Regions from separate parts of the Homo sapiens genome. Here region 2 is linked to region 1. A link is an interaction called in ENCODE POLR2A ChIA-PET data of the cell type or tissue named here. Cell type or tissue: IMR-90. All regions are shown on one strand. Each heading gives the region's core, and the rest is flanking DNA. Links, peaks and the distances in the headings are about the cores only. Region 1 overlaps NTF3 (neurotrophin 3). Region 2 overlaps ANO2 (anoctamin 2).

Region 1 (8,337 bases), core at 290-8,289:
ACACTGACCAAACCTTCCTCAAAGGTCACAGATCTTAGGGAATGTGTCTCTCTTTCACATTTCAAAATAACAACAATTTTTGAAATATGTATTTTTTAACATTTAATTGTTTTATTTGGGGATAATTTTAGACTCATGGCATCCACTGTTTTTTTAGTTACCCACATATTTGATTCAGTAAGATTCCCTGTATTGATACAAAAAAAGAAGAGGGACCCTGTTTCCCTTTGACACTGTTACTTTTTCCTGAGCTCATTGTTTGTTTGTATTTTGTTTTGTTTTGGTTTGGTTTTTGAGATGTAGTCTTGCTCTGTCACCCAGGCTAGAGTGCAATGGCGCGATCTCAGCTCACTGCAAGCTCCGCCTCCCGGGTTCACTCCATTCTCCTACCTCAGCCTCCTGAGTAGCTGGGACTACAGGTGCCCGCCACCATGCCTGGCTAATTTTTTGTATTTTTAGTAGAGATGGGGATTCACGGTGTTAGCCATGATGGTCTTGATCTCCTGACCTCGTGATCCACCCGCCTCGGCCTCCCAAAGTGCTGGGATTACAGGCGTGAGCCACTGCGCTCGGCCTCCTGAGCTCATTTTAAGAGAGACTTCTGGCCTAGAGGTTTGAATGAGAAGAAGTTATACAGCTGGGATTCTTCCCTTTCTCTGATATGAGGACAGGAGTTCTCTCTCATCTCCGCCAAGAGCAGGAAGCTGGAGTAACTGCCACAAGCTCCAGGAGGGAGTGTCTAGAACATCCACGTTTTGCAGCAGGAAAACACCCCCTCACGCTGAAGTTTGATTCCTGAATCCTGTGTCGCAGTCTAAATGCTGAGGCAGAAGGGGACATCCGTGTTCCTGGGGCATTCCACTTGCAGTCCTGGCTGTAACCCGAGTGAGCCATCCGTGTAGTTCCTGTTGCTAAGTCTCCCCTGCCACCTCTTCTTCCCATGGCTGCAGGGCAGGGGGCCATGCCCTCCTCTTCATTTCCTGTCCCTGGGTGAGCGTGCCCCCTGCCTTCTCCCAGATCTCTGCTGTGGCAGCTTCACGTGGGATTCAGCACTGTGTCTCCTTCCCCTCTGCTCGGCCTGCCCATACCTGTCCAGCAGAGCTGTAAGACCAGAAGACAGAGCATTCCCCTTATCTATGAAGTCAAATGCATGTGTGGAACATGCCACCCAGCCTGCAGTCTCTCTACTATAAAATACTGCTCATAAGACAAATGTGTGGCCCAGATGATTTCTGATAAAGTCTATTATTTTGAAATACATATGTATGTCTCTCAGCCACTGATACACGCAGAAGCTGCACATGTTGTCAACACCTGCTTTGAGCTCCTTTCCTTCCCACCCTTCCTTTTGGCAATGCAAGTTTCCATTCATTTTCTGCATTACTGGTCTCCTCTCTTCTCCCCTACTACTAGATCTTACAATAAACATTTGAAATAGTTTATTTGTCCACAGTGTGATTTCTGTTGAGAAACATGGGCTCACCGACTTTTGGGTCTCTTCTAACACTAGAAATTCCTCTGGTTTTTTAGACTATTTCAAGGGCTATTAATGTGGAACAGACGGCCTTTAGAAACAGCAATCCACAGGGGGCCCGGAGACCTGGATTCATATTTCTCCTAGCGTCAACTAGTGGGTGACCTTAGAAATGTCATTTTCCTTGTCGGGCTTTAGTTCCCTTATCTGTCACACAGAAGCACTGTGTGAGTTTGGGAAACCAATACTATGTTGAAATGTACAAAATAATCTTAAAGCACAGATATTCTGTTCCCTCCAAGAATACATCAAACAAAGGAACTGACATTGCAAGAAGATTTTGAGGAGATGGCTGGATGCACTGGAGCAGGGATTGCTGAGGGAAGCCAGGCCCTCACCTGGAGCGTCTCAGGAGAGGCAGCTTCGGTGCTGGCTGTTTATTGCAGGCATCTCTTTCTGTGTCTGTGCGTTTAGGGGCTCTTCTTTGGAGATAAGAAAAGGGTTCTGGATGGAGGGCAGTGAAGAACAGTGAGAACTTAACATGAGGATGTTTGTATAGAGGGGAAGACTTCTGGACAGTGGCTTGACTTTGCTCACTGGGCATTTCCTTCTGGATCTCTGTAGAAGTCAGGGACAGATCTCCTCGTGCATATCTGTCTCCCAGAGACAGATCTCTTCCTAGCAGAAAGTAGAAAGTGGGCTTCAGGCATCCTGGAAGTTTTCTTTCTTGGTGGGTGATAAAAGGGCTTGCAGAGAGAGGAGAATCAAATCTCCCACATGTGCATCATGCCTGCGAGTCTCATGCAGAGATGTCTTATGTTCAACATAGAAAGCAAGCCTGGCAGCCCCAAGACCTTCCTCTGCACACCGTCCATTTTTACTTGGTTTCATTTTGATAACTGTGCGGTCTGAGGTCCTGGCCAAGAAAGCATCACCTGGCAAGAAGTGTATTTGGCCAATGGTAAGGTTACCATCTCTGTGTAATTAGGCTCCGTAAAGCTTTGTTTTTAAATTTATTAATGGGAATGATTTGACATTCCTACACACTGACATTACCCTCATGGAATGGATAAGAATCTCAAGGCTTGTTGGGTGAAAGAAGGGCAGTGTTTGGTGTGACGGGAAGGGAAAGTATAAGCAGGCAGCTCGTGCGCATGAGCATTTGGGAAACAGAACAGAAATCATAGAATGGCAGGCTTAATTCTAGCTCTGTCACCTACTGGCTGTTTGTCATTAGAAAAATTATTTACCCTTCGTGAGATTCAGTTTCCTTACATTTAAAATAAAGAAAATATTCGTCCTCATATTGAAATGAATTGGGCTATCATGATCAACTTTAAAATACAACGAACAGTATAAATGTCAGGAATTATATGACATTCGGGACCTCCACTGCCACCCTCACTTTCTCCCTCCAGTGGTCACTTACTCTCTGTCCCTCTTTCTGGGTCAGAGCTTCTGTTACTCCAGCCTGGGCCTGCCTTAAGTGGGGACATGTGCTGATCCCTCACAATGCCGGGTGACAAGGAGGGTTTTCAAGGCTGGCTTGACTGCCACTGCTGGTCTCTCTTCTCATTTGCAACTGTCTTCTCCCCGCTGGGCTCAGTGTTCCTGGGAGGGTGATGCTGAGGGAGAAAGCTGTGGCAGAGGGACGTGGCAGGGTCAGAGACCACTGATTCGCAGGAGCTGGCCTCAGAGCTAGCCTTTTTGCATTGATCTAGGGAACCAGTGATCATAGATATCTATGTTGACGCCTGTGTCAATTTATCCCTAGAGCCATTATTCAGTGAATTTCCTAAGGGGAAAACAATTCTCCAGCATTATTTTTCTTTGGGCCAGGAGAGCACTTTCTCTGAGTTTTACTGGCAAGCTAGATATATTCTTGAAAGGCTCCAGCAGCAGAGTTCCCGTCTTGTTTAGTTCAAAAACAGCTCCTGGCCCGTCTCTAAATGGTCTTGCTAAAAACATCTCCTCCCACCCATAGACCTGAACTTAAGCCTCAGACTGCTATCCTCTCTTTCTGCCACTGTGAGAGACCTATGCCTCTTTTCTCATTGGCTTTTGCCTGCCCAGCCCTCCTCAGATCCTTGTACATCCCTAGGAAGTACATTCTTTCCACTCCACACACATAATTGTGCAACTTGTGCTAGGACCGCATGAGGCACTGGAGCTGCAGATAGCAAGGAAATGTGGGCCCTGCCCTCAGGAACTTGAAATCCGGTAGTTACCTAGAGCTACACTGAGTTCCCTGACGTGGTAGGAAGCCCTCCCAGAGCCTTGTCCGTGCTTAGACGTTGCCTTCACAGAGGTGGCTAAGGGGCATTTTGTCCCTGCCCTAGTTTTTACAAGTCCCCTGGATGTTAACTCCTACTTGCTTTTATTTGCAGGTTCTCCAGTCTTATGCATTCTCTCTTATTCCTAAAAATTTCCAATCCAGTGCTGATAGTATGTTAGAGCTGTAGGGCCAGGAAACCCTGCTGGGGGAATCATCGTCTAGTAGGTGGAGTGTGAGAGAGAGGAGACTCAGGCCAGAGGGGCTTCTGAGTTCTGGGCAAGTCCCTTACCATCCTAGTGCAGCTATCCTTCTCCATGTCCTACTGAGCTGCCTTCCTTCTTGCTTCTCATTCCCAAAGAGAGGCAACCATGCCATTCTGGGCAGTGGGCAAGGGCTGCTGGAATTGAGATTTTTATTTTTCTCTTTGGCATCTGAATCCTTCCTTTGCAGTTGCTGACATGCAGTTTTGTGTGAGATCACCCATGTCATCCATCATCTTCAGGACACCCAGAAACTCCTCCTACCTCTCTCAGCCTCACATGCGCATCTTCAGTCCCCTTCTGATTCACCCTAGTTGGTCTATTGCTCTTGGCTCTGAATAAATACCTTTAAAGGGTACAGGTATCCATATGGAAGGCCTTCAGAGAAGAGAGAGCATGGAATTTATTTTCCAAAGTGGGACACTCGAGAGTGAAAGGGTGAGCTGACAATAATGATGGCAGGACAAAAGCATATTTCAGGCTTCTTAAGAGCTTCATCCCTTTGATCCAGTGACTTTATTTCTAGGAATCTTTTATGGAGTACCTACCATGAGCCAGGCACCATTGCAGGTGCTAAGGATATCAAAACACATCAAAAGAGAGCATACAGTTAAGTGGAGCAGACAGGCAAGAAAAAGGATGGTTGTAAAAGAATGCGGTAAGTGCTGAGAAGTCTTTCTCAGAGACGTGATGTATGAGCAGGCTCAGACAGTCAAATAGTAGTTAGCCAGGGAAGGAAAGGGAGAAATTGCCTTCCTGGCACAGGGAGTTGTCAGGGGAGCCCTGGCAGAGGTGAGAGTATACATGGTGTGTTTGGAAAACCCAGGTCCCTCGCTGAGGCTGCTGTGCACAGGGAGAGGAGGGCTGGCAAGAGATGAGGCTGGCAAGTGAGGCACCCAGGAGCCAGACGATGAAGGGCAGACAATGCTGAGGAATTTTAGCTTGATCTTGGAGGTTATAGAGAAGAACAGAAATTTCTCCAGCTGAGGAATGACCCAATTCCATTCCAGTGCGGGGAAGAAATGATAGGGAAGGCTGGGAGAGGGCAAAATAGGGTCTCGGAAACCATTTAAGAGTCTATTGAAGTAATCCAGGCGAAAGAGGTAGCATGGACTGTAGAGAAAAGGAGGGTGGATTTTGAGAAATAGGAGGAGGCAGAGTCAACTGGAATTATTAAAGATCAGTTCAATGTGGGGGCAGGGAAGAAAGGAAGAAAGAGGACTCAAACATGATTTCTGGTGCTGCCTTTTCCCAAGAGAGAAAATCCGAGAGGCTGGAGGAGGAGCAGGGTTTGGGGGAGGATGGTGACTTCAGCTTTGGATATAGCACCCTTGAGATTCCTCTGCAGTTCAGGTGGAGATGTCTAGTAGGCCATGGATGTCCCATGGATGTCTATGGGTTTGGAGTATAGGACGGAGGTCTGTGCCTGGAGATGTGAGCATAGACGTATCTACACATCAGCAGGGTTGATGAGATTGCACAGTCATATCCTCAGATGAGAAGGGAAAGCAGAATGTTGGAGAAGAATATGGAAAGAATGCAAGGGAAGTGCTGGTGGTGGTAGGAGGAAGACCAAGAGAGGTGCCGTCTGGAGGAGGGATCGGAGTGTCCAGTGATTCAGAGAGCATGAGGGAGGAGGGGCTGTGGCACACCTGCCTGACTTTGAAATGAAGAATGGTATTCTAGGTGGGGCTGTTTTTTTAGGGACCTGGTGCAGGTGGGGATGATGGACATAGGGAATTCTACTCTCTGGGAGACAGCATGTGGCTGGGATCAGATAGTTACAAAGTTATATGACAACTATTTTATTTCATTTCTCTAATACTGGCAACATCTGAACATTATCTACAGAGGAAGGAAAACCTTTATGGAGGGGTAGGTTGAAAATATGTCTGGGCCAGGCATGGTGGCTCACACCTGTAATCCCAGCACTTTGGGAGGCTATGGTGGGAGGATTGCTTGAGCCCAGGAGTTTGAGACCAGCCTGTGCAACATGGCAAAACCCCATCTCTACAAAAAATACAAAAAAATAGCTGGGCTTGTGGTGCATTCCTGTAGTCCTAGCTACTTGGAAGGCTGAGGTGGGAGGCATCACCTGAGCCCAAGAGGTCGGGGCTGCAGTGAGCTGTGATTATGCCCCTGCACTCTAGACTGAGTGACAGAATGAGACTCTGCCTCAAAAAAGAAAAAAGAAGAAAGAGAGAGAGAGAGAGAGAGAGAAGGAAAGAAAGAAAGAAAAAGAGAAAGAAAGAAAGAAAGAGAGAAAGAGAGAAAAAGAAAGAGAAAAGAGAAGAAAAGACAAGACAAGAAAAGAAAAGAGAAAATACACCTGGGATGGAGGCCCTGATGGAAGAAGGTTTCTGAGGAAATGGGTGTGGGTCCCAGAGTGTCAGTATAGGGCCTGTTGGAGAGCGAGTATGATAAGGTCAGCCCTGCCACTCAGAAGAAATTCTGGTTATACTCACAGTAATCACACTTCCTGGTTGACCCAGGGCAGTCCTACCGTGCAACCATTACCCCAACAAAATTATTGCTTACACCCCTTTTCACTTTTGAAAGTTTAGGTGATAAAGTATCTGGTCTCCTCAGAGTATACATCTAAGGAGATTCGTAGGTGGAGTTAGACAGCTGAGGGAGCTCCTACCTGAAGGACTCTGTGCAGCAGGAGGCAGGATTCTCTGTATGATGTTCCAAGAGGCTTGAGGAGATAGGAGCAGCTGTGAGGGGAGGGAAGACCTGAAATGAGAAAAAGAGCAAATTGTTGATCTACAGTAAGGGCTGAGCAGAGCAGATCCTTGAGAACATCAATTTGCTGGGCACCAAGTAGTTCATAGGCCGCGTTTCCCTGTCTTTAGCAGCCTGCGTGTCTGCTGGGAGAATAGATGTATAAACTGATCTGAGGTTGGAGCTGCACAGGGCAGATGTGGCCAGAGGGTAAGGAAGTGGCTGGAGTGGTGGATCATGAGAATAGCACACCCGTAGTAAGCTCTGCACATGGAGATACTTATTGCAGCACTGTTTATGGGAGCAGAGGATTCAAAATAGTAAATGTCCAACAAGGGGGTGTCATCCGGTAAATTATGGCAAATTAACGTGATAGAATATTATGTGGCCATCAAGATTTTGTTTAGGTAGAATTGTAATATAAGGAGAGAAAGCCTAGATTGTAATAGTAAGTGAAATAAGAAAGTTCCAGAATGATGTATATTAAACCATCCCGCCTATAATGCATAGAGATTTTTTTATTTATTTTTAAAAGGTTGGGCACAAATATTCCATAATAATACCTGTGGGAGCTGATAGATGATATATTTTTGTATTTTTAAATTTTTCTTCAATAAGTTCATTATATTACTTTTATAATAAGGAAAAAACATCTCTCTAGGAAAAATTATTTAAGGAAAAAATAAACATGAAAAAGGGTGTCTGTAATCACAGTTTAATTTGGCCTTCTCAGAAAACCATTGTAGGGAGTTTTTATTCTCTAGTTTCCCCAGGGTGGGGAAGATGAGCAGCATGGCCCTAGTGTTTGAGAACGTGGGTTTTGATATCAGACATGCCTGGGTTTGAATCCCAGCTCCGCTAAGCTGAGCTATAGTATTGCCATGGTGTGATCTCAAGCAGGCTATCCTTATTTATGAAGTGGAATAATACACATCCCCAGTCTCTTCTTTATAATTCCGAAACCCAAAAAGCCCTGAAAACCCAGAGTCGTTTCTTAAAGTGACAGCAAATTCATTTGGCTATAAAACCTAACCTGAATTGAGCTAGTCTTTATTTCACTTCAGTGAATATAATTTTGCAGTGGAAATATTAACATGTTTAATCATTGGATGTTCGCCCAGATCTCACGGAGGGTATGAGATAATACGCAGGGTTCAGGTAAGTTGTGAACTACAGGATCTGCGTCATAGGGTTATTGTAGAATGAAGTCAGGTTGTGATTGCAGGGTTCTTAGCACAGTTCTTGCCAGAGAGTAAGTACTGACAAAGTGAGTTATCATCACTATTGATGCTATAATTATTCGTGAGCCTTCACTAAGTATGGAGTGCATGATTTCTGCTTGCCCCTCTTCCCTCCATTTCCTTCTTTATTGGGATGTTTGAGAAGATTAATGTATCACATATAATGAGAATTTAGGATGGCATTGTTTAGGACACAGGACTGCAAAAAAGGGAAGTTCCAGCACAGATATTTTCCTGCCTCTTTTCTTATTCCAGATTTCTCACTTTCTGGGGAATTAGCTGTAGGATATAATGCACATTAACAGGACACCCAAATACTTGAAGAGCTAATGGAGAAGTAACCCTTACTCCCTTGGTGACTGC
Region 2 (8,337 bases), core at 84-8,083, 130 kb after region 1:
GAAGGGAACACTGAATAGCCATGAAGCTCATGAAGAAGCAGAGGCTGTCCCAGTCATTTTCCCCAATCCCCTACCTTCCCCCTTCAACCCCACAGACCCCTTGTCTGAACCTGCCCCCAGTGGAAGGCAGGACCATGGGTTCTCACTCATTTCCATGTACTCCGGAGTCAGTCCTGTGTATGGTTCCAAGCTGTAGTCTAGGTCCCACTGCTCTGGATGTTTCGAATGGGCAGAGTCAGTTTCTCCAGCTTCGGTCTCATCTTTCAGCTTTCGAAATAGTTTCTTTAGCTTCCTGGAAAAGAAATGGATTAAGTTACAAAAAGCCTCTGGAGAACAGGGTTGGTTTTGCAGACAGAAAAAAGAAAAAGAACACAAAAGTTTTGACACTAAAGCCATCTCTGATCCAAAAACAAGTAGAGATAGAGAGACACTAAAGAGACTACTTTTCTCCTAAAGGCAACCTGAGGAAGTCCTTTATAAAGATCGTGCAGACTCCCTCCACAAAGGATGAGGTTTCTTCAAACCCCAAAATACTTTTGAATTCTTCCTGCTGTCTGACAAGCAACAAGAGAGTTGGCCCTTCCTGCCAATGCTGAGACGGCACCAGTCCTATTGTCCAACAGGTGATCTATCCACCCTCTTCATGGGGGAACACAGGTCTGTTCTCCTCCTAGGTGAAACATTTTTCAGGTCTCAATAACATTAATAGCATCATCTTTCCATTAAAACCAAGCTAAACATTGCCCACCACTACTATGGACTGAATGATGTCTGCTGAAATTCATTTGTTGAAGCTCTAATCCCCAATGTGACTGTATTGGGAGATATGACTTTTAGGAGGTAATTTAGATTAAATAAGGTCAAAAAGGTGGGGTCCTAATTCAATAGGATTGGTGGCTTTATGAGTAGAGGAAGAGAGAAAGGGATATCTCAAGACCATCTGAGGACACAGAGAAAAGGCAGCTACCTGTAAGAAGAGCCCTCATCAGAAATTCAACCCTTTTCGACTTTGATCTTGAAACTTTCAGCCTCTAGAACTATGAGAAAATAAATTTCTGTCAGTTAAGCCTATGGCATTTTGTTACAGCAGCCTGAGCAGACTAAGACAACTACATTCAGGACTTTTTTGGTGTAGAATGATAATAATGGCCCAATTTCTCAGGGTTGAAATAAGAATTAAGTGAAACAATGTTTATACAGTCCTTAGCACAATATCTGGACACAGTAAGCATTGAATAGATGATACCTGTTATTATTTTTAATACCGAATGCTAAAATACACCTTAGGGTGGAGTTATTTCATACTTCCCATTGATGCACAATGTACAGGGAATGGAATTGCAGTTTTTGCAATTACTTTTTAATGGCAAAAACTGCAATTACTTTAAGCAGCAACCTAATAGTTGGGAGACAGTAAAATGGTAAGAATCAAAGACTTGAAGTGTTTAAACGGGATTTTGAAGTCCATGCTTCATCTGGATGTAGGAACCTCCCCATGTCCCCCAACATTCTTCACCCAAGACCACCCAACCCCTGTGTAGATATTTCCAGAGGAGCACTTCTGGTATGATTAGGCATCCCATCCTTGTTTGAAAGTGCCTCTAACAGCTAATGAAAATCTAATAGTTCAAAATAATGTTTTGATCAGTTTCTGGTCTAATATTCCTATTTCCTATCAAGAGGATGTAGTATAGTGGATAAAAGTCTCATCTTTGGTGCCAGAAATTGTATAAAACCAGATTTCACAAATCACCAACTATATGTCCATGGGCAAGTTATTACAACTCTATAAGCTTTAGTTTTCTTATCTTTAAAATGGAGAAATAAATATTAACTTGCCCACAGGGTGAGTTAAAAGACATAATCTATACAGCATGCTTCATTTAGGGCTTGATACATGTTAAGAGCATGTACCAAGATACATGCTCTGATAGACATTTATCAAGATAAATAAAGATAGACAAATATATCATTGTTCCTATTATCATCTTTATCACAGAAGGATTTAAAGAGTGAGCTGAAATTCTTTAGAATTTCATAAGAAAAATTTCATAGTAAAAAATTTCTAAGAAAAAAGTAAGCAATAATTCTGTGATAATAAAAAATTGAAAAAAAACTAGATGGAGCCTACAGATTCTGAAGCTAAATATGTGAGCTGGTTGTGATCCTGTCTGTGAGTCAGAACAGAAGGAGAAGATGCAGGAAAAATCAAAGAGAGAGAGAAGAAAAGAAGAAAGGAAAGTGAGGGAAGTCTAGAACCAGAATTCAAAGTGAGACTTCTCCTCCATGAACAGTAATCAGACGACGTGTTCAAATCTTTAGTAAAAAATTAGTGGTTTTGATTATACATAGAAAATTGAATATAAACATATATTTATCCACTTCTGAAATGCCACTAAAATACCAATGAATGAATTTTAAAAAGTATAAAACCACAAATTAATGAAAATAGTCATGAATATAGTAGTGTGTGAGGAATGTTGATGAATATCTTGGAAGACGGACAGTGTACGAGGGAGTCAGCAAAGCTGTGTGACTGGTATCAACTGTTCACAGTGGAAGATGGTAGAGAGAAACAAGCCAACTCATGCTGTAAATCTCAGAAAGGCTCAGGAGTTGGAGGCACCAGGTATCCCCAAGGCAGGGGGTGGTGACTGGTCAAAGCTCTGCTTAAGGAACAGTAGACGCCAATGGCTCTGTACGCATGTTGCCTAGGTGACTAGCACTTCCCAATACCAACAGGGGCAAGAAGTTTATTCTGAAGAGAAAAATGAGCCAGGAAAAATCTAGATCTGAAATGAATTCAATAAAATGACAGAAAGATTAAAATCAATACTATCTCTCGGAAAAAAAGTAGAACAGACATAGAAATGGACAATAGGAAAGAAAACATTAAAAAATTAATTGATCTAGGAACTCTTTTTTTTTTTGAGACAAGAGTCTTGCTGCATAGCCCAGGATGGGGTGCAGTGGTGTGATTTCGGCTCACTTCAACCTCTGTCTCCCAGGCTCAAGCTATCATCCCACCTCAGCCTCCCAAGTAGCTAGGACTACAGGCATGCACCACCAGGCCCAGCTAATATTTTTTGTATTTTTAGTAAAGACAGGGTTTCACCATATTGCCCATGCTGGTCTTAAACTCCTGGGCTCAGATGATCCACCCACTTAGGCCTCCCAAAGTACAAGGATTACAAGCACGAACCACCACACCCGGCCTGAAACTCCAACACTTAATCAGAAAGAGAAGACAGAGACAATGGTGGGGAAGAAAGTGCAAAAGAAATAAAAGAAAATGTCCCAGAGGTGAAGGACATGCATTTTCTGATTGGAAGGACCCACTCAGCATAATGGTGAAAAAAAAGCCTCCAGCAAAACATATCGTCATGAGATTTCAGAACTTTAGGAATAATGGAAAGGATTCTAAAAGCTTCCAGATCCAGAGAAACAAACATAGATCCTCTACAAATAATTGGGAATCAAAAATAGGTTACAATTCTCCAGATCAGCCCTTGACACTAGAAGACTCTGCAGAAATGTATTTACATTCAGAAGGCAAATAATTTTCAGCATAGACTCCTATACCCAGCCAAAGTATAGACGAAAGTCAAAGACAGACTAAAGACACTTTTAAGTATGCAAGGTTTCAAAAAAATGAACTTTTTATGCATGCATCCATTCTCATGAAGCTCCTGGAGGATGAATTTCACCAACCAAGGATATAAAGCAAGGAAGAAAACATACAGAATCCAGCAAACAGAAACCCCACAAAAGAAAGAAGGTATTGAAGCAACTCAGCTTGATAGCTCTATAGAAGGTTTAGCAAATGAGCAGTTCTGGTTTGCCCGGGAGAACAGAGGATTCCTAGAAATCATCTCCAGGAAAAAAAAATGTGACTAATAAGACATGTGATGTGTTTGATGAAATAATCTCACTGGCAATGGGGACATTTAAACAAAAGTGACCAATAACGACCAATAAAACAAGAGTGACCAATATAAGAGTGTTATAAAGGGAGAAGTTTAGTGATTATGAGAACATAAAAGTCCTAACCTGGCCTAAGGCAGCGAAGTTCTCTTTGAGGAAGAGATGTGTAAACTAACTTAATTTACTAAATAAATAATTTACTCTTACTATTTAAGACTAAATAATGAAAGATGGTAGAAGAAGAAAGAGAAAGGTGGAGAGAGTGTGAGGGGCAAAGAGGTTATTCTAGGCAGGGAGAGTTATTTATGCAACAGCCTAAGGCAAATGTGAAAATGGCTCATAGAAAGGACTGAAGGGAATTCAAAATGCTTGCAGCATAGAGTACAATCAAGAAAATGATGAGGCCGGGCGCAGTGGCTCACGCCTGTAATTCCAGCACTTTGGGAAGCCGAGGCGGGCAGATCACGAGGTCAGGAGATCAAGACCATCCTGGCTAACACGGTGAAACCCCGCCTCTACTAAAAATACAAAAAATTAGCAGGGCACGGTGGTGGGCGCCTGTAGTCCCAGCTACTCGGGAGGCTGAGGCAGGAGAATGGCATGAACCCGGGAGGCGGAGGTTGCAGTGAGCTGAGATAGCGCCACTGCAGTCCGTCCTGGGTGAAAGAGCGAGATTCCGTCTCAAAAAAAAAAAAAAAAAAAAAGAAAATGATGAAAGGTAAGTCTTGAAAGGTAGTGTAGGCTCATGGCATCAAAGACCTTGTACACCATATTATGCAGTGGTTCAGGCGAGAGATTATGGTAGCAGAGTCTGGGGTGATAGCAACGGACATGAAGGGAAGTAGATATATTTGAGACATGCATAAGAGGTAGAATTAAAAAGTGGATGGTGGATCGTACACAGAAGGGAAGGACAATGAGGAATCAGCGATGATTCTCATGGTCTTAGGGCATGTGTGTGGTTGGTGGTGCCGATGGCTACGATAGAGAATACAACGTAAGAGGCAGTTTTGATGAGGATGAGGAGGAGGAGGAGGAGGAGTTGTTCTTGCCATGTCTAAGTGGGGAAACCCACGAGACAACTAAGTAGAGATGTCCAGTAGGCAACTGCATATCTGTGCCTAGAGCCCTGGAACGATCTGGGACTGATGGAGATCTGAGAATCATCGTGGAAAGAGCGGCGGAAGCCCTAGGAATGAGCAATGCCAACTATGGATAGAGCGTGCGTCAGAAAAGTTATGGGATGGGATAGAGGGAAAGGAGCCTTCAAAGGACAAAGAAGGAGAGTCATGGGAACAGAAGGCAACTGTAAGACTGTGTGGCAAAGGCAAGGGAAGACACAGGGGCTACGGGAGGGGCTTTGTGATCAAAGTCCCATCCAGTGTGGGTAGGTCAAAACAAATGCAGGGGAAAATATCCACAAATAGTCCTGTGAATTTATCATTCCCAGATTTCCTCCTGGATATCCCAGTGACCATTAAAAAAAATAATAATAAAGGAAGTCCCTCCAGAGCAGAATTTAACAGGAATCCTGGAAGTTGTATAACATACAGATGGGCTTTTGGAAACCTTCAGATTACGATTCCGACCGTATGATGCACTCACTCATTAAAGTAACTCCTTTGATGTTACCCCCCTTGCTTTTCTTTTTTTTTTTTAATTTGCTATTTTTCCGTCCCTTTTTAATGACAAGTCTCAGAAACTCTTTCCGGAAGGCTCAGAGCATTCCCTCTGCCTGTGCCCCACAGGGTCACCCCAGGACCATGGTGAGTGTCCATCACACCTTGGGCCTCCCTGCAGCAGGAATCTGGGCCCTAGACAGGTCCCTACAGACGTGGCTCCACAGATCTTTAGCCTCATTAAATAAAGAAGGCAGAACCTAGCCCTAAATGACCAAAGATGAGGAACACATCCACTTCTAAGCTATGTATTCCTATTCCTTTTCCTGATACCTGACAAGGTTCAAATTTGTTCCTTAAACTTCTGATTTATGGCCAGATTCCACTGTATTTGAGGAGAACACAGACCTCCCTCCCGTGTTGGCTTTAAAGAGAGCCTGTTTTATGTCTGGAAATATAACATTTATCACATTTACAAAAAGAAAGCAGAAAGTTTATGAAATCTTACTAGCTGTGTCCAGGGGTACATTTAACAGCTATTTTTGGATATGATCTGGAGCTTTTAGTTAGAATAGAGATGGCGAGACATTTTGACCGTGGCAGTATTGATCTGTCTATCTGCTCTGTCTGTCTCAAAGCATGCCCAGGAAACAATGTGGTACGTGAAAAAGGTGGCATTTACCCTTTCACCAAAAACCCACCTCTCCATATGAGAAGAGCCCATTTCCAATTTTGCTTCGATGTGGACCGGAGCTAAATTTGAGATGGAATTATAGCAAAGAGTTGGGCTGTGGTGTGGCATGTGTTTCGGGGGCACTATGCAGTCTGGATCCAAAGTCTATTTTGCATGAACATATATGGGAAAGGCAAGGTGCAGGGAGGGGAGGAGGGAAATTCCCATCCATGGATTCAGATAATAAATACCACAAGATCAGATTCAGCCACGCTGCTCGCCATGTATGAAGTAATCTCAGAAGGAGATGCGTATGAACATCATCCTGGGGCCCAAAATGTTTAAAACCATCCGATCCTCTCTGGGAAGCATCGGCCACAACTGTGTCAGGCCCCAAGAGCCTGGGGTTGTGTGAGTGGGGACCATTCAAAGCCAGATCACGCAACCAAGTTTTATCTATTATCATGGCATTAGTCACAGAGCTGCCTTTCAAGTGCTCGGTGACCCCATTTTACTGCCTCCCTTTGAAGCATTTTGTTTCCCATCTCCAGGGTCTCTAAGCCAGGCCTAGCAATGATGGGGGCGGCTGCTGCCTGATGGAAGATGCCTGGACAGAGAGTGGGGCTTCCACAGTGGTCCTGTCTGGGGCACCTTCCAGAAGTAGAGGTGGCAGTTCATGTGACCCTTTGGAAGATCCTGCACTTGGCCTTGCATCTCATTAGAGGCCCTTGGGAAGGAGTTATTTAGTTATTTCCTTTGCTGCTCTTGTTCAGTCTCTCTCATTACCATCAAGAAAAAACATCTTTGGCTTGCTACTGGTATGCCTTTGACAACTGCCAGGGCTTGCACTCTCATTTTTTACAAAGAGAAGGCAGATCTTAGTCAGAAAGCCTTGGAGAGGAAATAATGTCATTGATTGTTTAATAATAATGGTTTGTTTTTGTTGTATTTCTTTTCACATCATTTCCTATTTATGGAAACTGATGGTGTTAGTTTTCCAATTTCAGAAATGTGAGGATTTTAATTAAAAAGCAAGTTGGTTTGGAGGAAACTAATATGCAAATAGCTGTTTGCATAGGTAATGGGGGGAAATTTAAAAGTTGATTAAAAAATGACTGAAGAGTGGGAAGCAATGTTCTAATTCAAGAAGCCTGCTAGATTGTAAGATTCTCAAGGCCATCAAAATTATGTTATTTTTTTCAATACACATACATGCACACACACACATGCATGTTTGTGCACACGCACATACAGAATCTAATGAGAATGTTGCACCCTCAGAGAAAGAGATAAATTATAGCTGACTACCTGGCCTACTAATAAGGGTCAATTAGACACTCTTAAACATTTAAAAATTTTCTTTGGAAGAATCTTAGAAAATTGCTTTTAGAAGTAAAGAATCAACTAAAGATGATAAATCTTTTAATTGTAAATTCTTATTACATTTTTATTCCCAAACATTCTTATCCAGCACAATCACCCATCTAACCCCCCAGACTTGCCTCTATTTAAAAAAAAAAAAAACAAATCTGGCCTTTAAAATGAATATGTACCTCCCTTGGGGAAAGAATTCCATGTAGGCTCTGAAGGTACATAAGAGCTGTACTGCCCACTAAAAGCCACTGAGCCAGGAACAGAAGAGAAAACGACTGTCCCTGAGTTGTTCTCTCCGGTTTCACTCCCTGGAGTCCCAACACTTCCAAAGCATCACCGTTAAACACAAAAGCCTATGCCACACAGTAAAATGTTGGCCACCTGGAAACCCCAAGAATGGTTCTTTTTTCCTCCGATGTCCACATTTTATGTTTTCTGGATAGCTAAGCATTTATCCAAGCTGGTTTTTAGTTTAGTTTTGTTTTAACGTAAAAACCTTTTTTTTTTTTAAGTTAGATGGCAATATTTCTAGAATAACTTTGCCAAGGTCACACAGTGAGTATATTGTAAAGCCTGGATTTAAACCCAGATCTGGTAGGCCAGGGATCCCCAATCCCTGGGCCACAGACCAGTACCCGTCCTTGGTCTGTTAAGAACCGGGCCACACAGCAGCAGGTGAGCAGCAGGTGAGTGAGTGAAGCTTCATCTGTATTTATAGCCACTCTCCATCCTCATTAACACCTGAGC

The links. Peaks named below come from ENCODE experiments on the same cell type or tissue, not always from the same donor. Only the 100,000 strongest peaks of a DNase experiment are listed, where the experiment ranks them.
Region 2: POLR2A ChIA-PET joins it to region 1 with 10 read pairs; 2 of 35 experiments call an interaction of 5 or more read pairs at or near these places.

The regions. Positions count from the first base shown.
Region 1 is chr12:5,469,649-5,477,985 of GRCh38, forward strand. All of the region lies in intron 1 of NTF3 (neurotrophin 3), which reads left to right. Among named protein-coding and RNA genes, the nearest start is that of NTF3, 42 kb to the left of the region's middle. In IMR-90, for the core only: no CTCF peak of the experiment used is centred there; a DNase peak (open chromatin) is centred at 3,583.
Region 2 is chr12:5,599,338-5,607,674 of GRCh38, forward strand. ANO2 (anoctamin 2) reads right to left here. Exons shown (of 25, transcript NM_001364791.2): 20 at 147-292. Among named protein-coding and RNA genes, the nearest start is that of NTF3, 170 kb to the left of the region's middle. In IMR-90, for the core only: no CTCF peak of the experiment used is centred there; no DNase peak of the experiment used is centred there; H3K27me3 peaks cover 2,258 bases.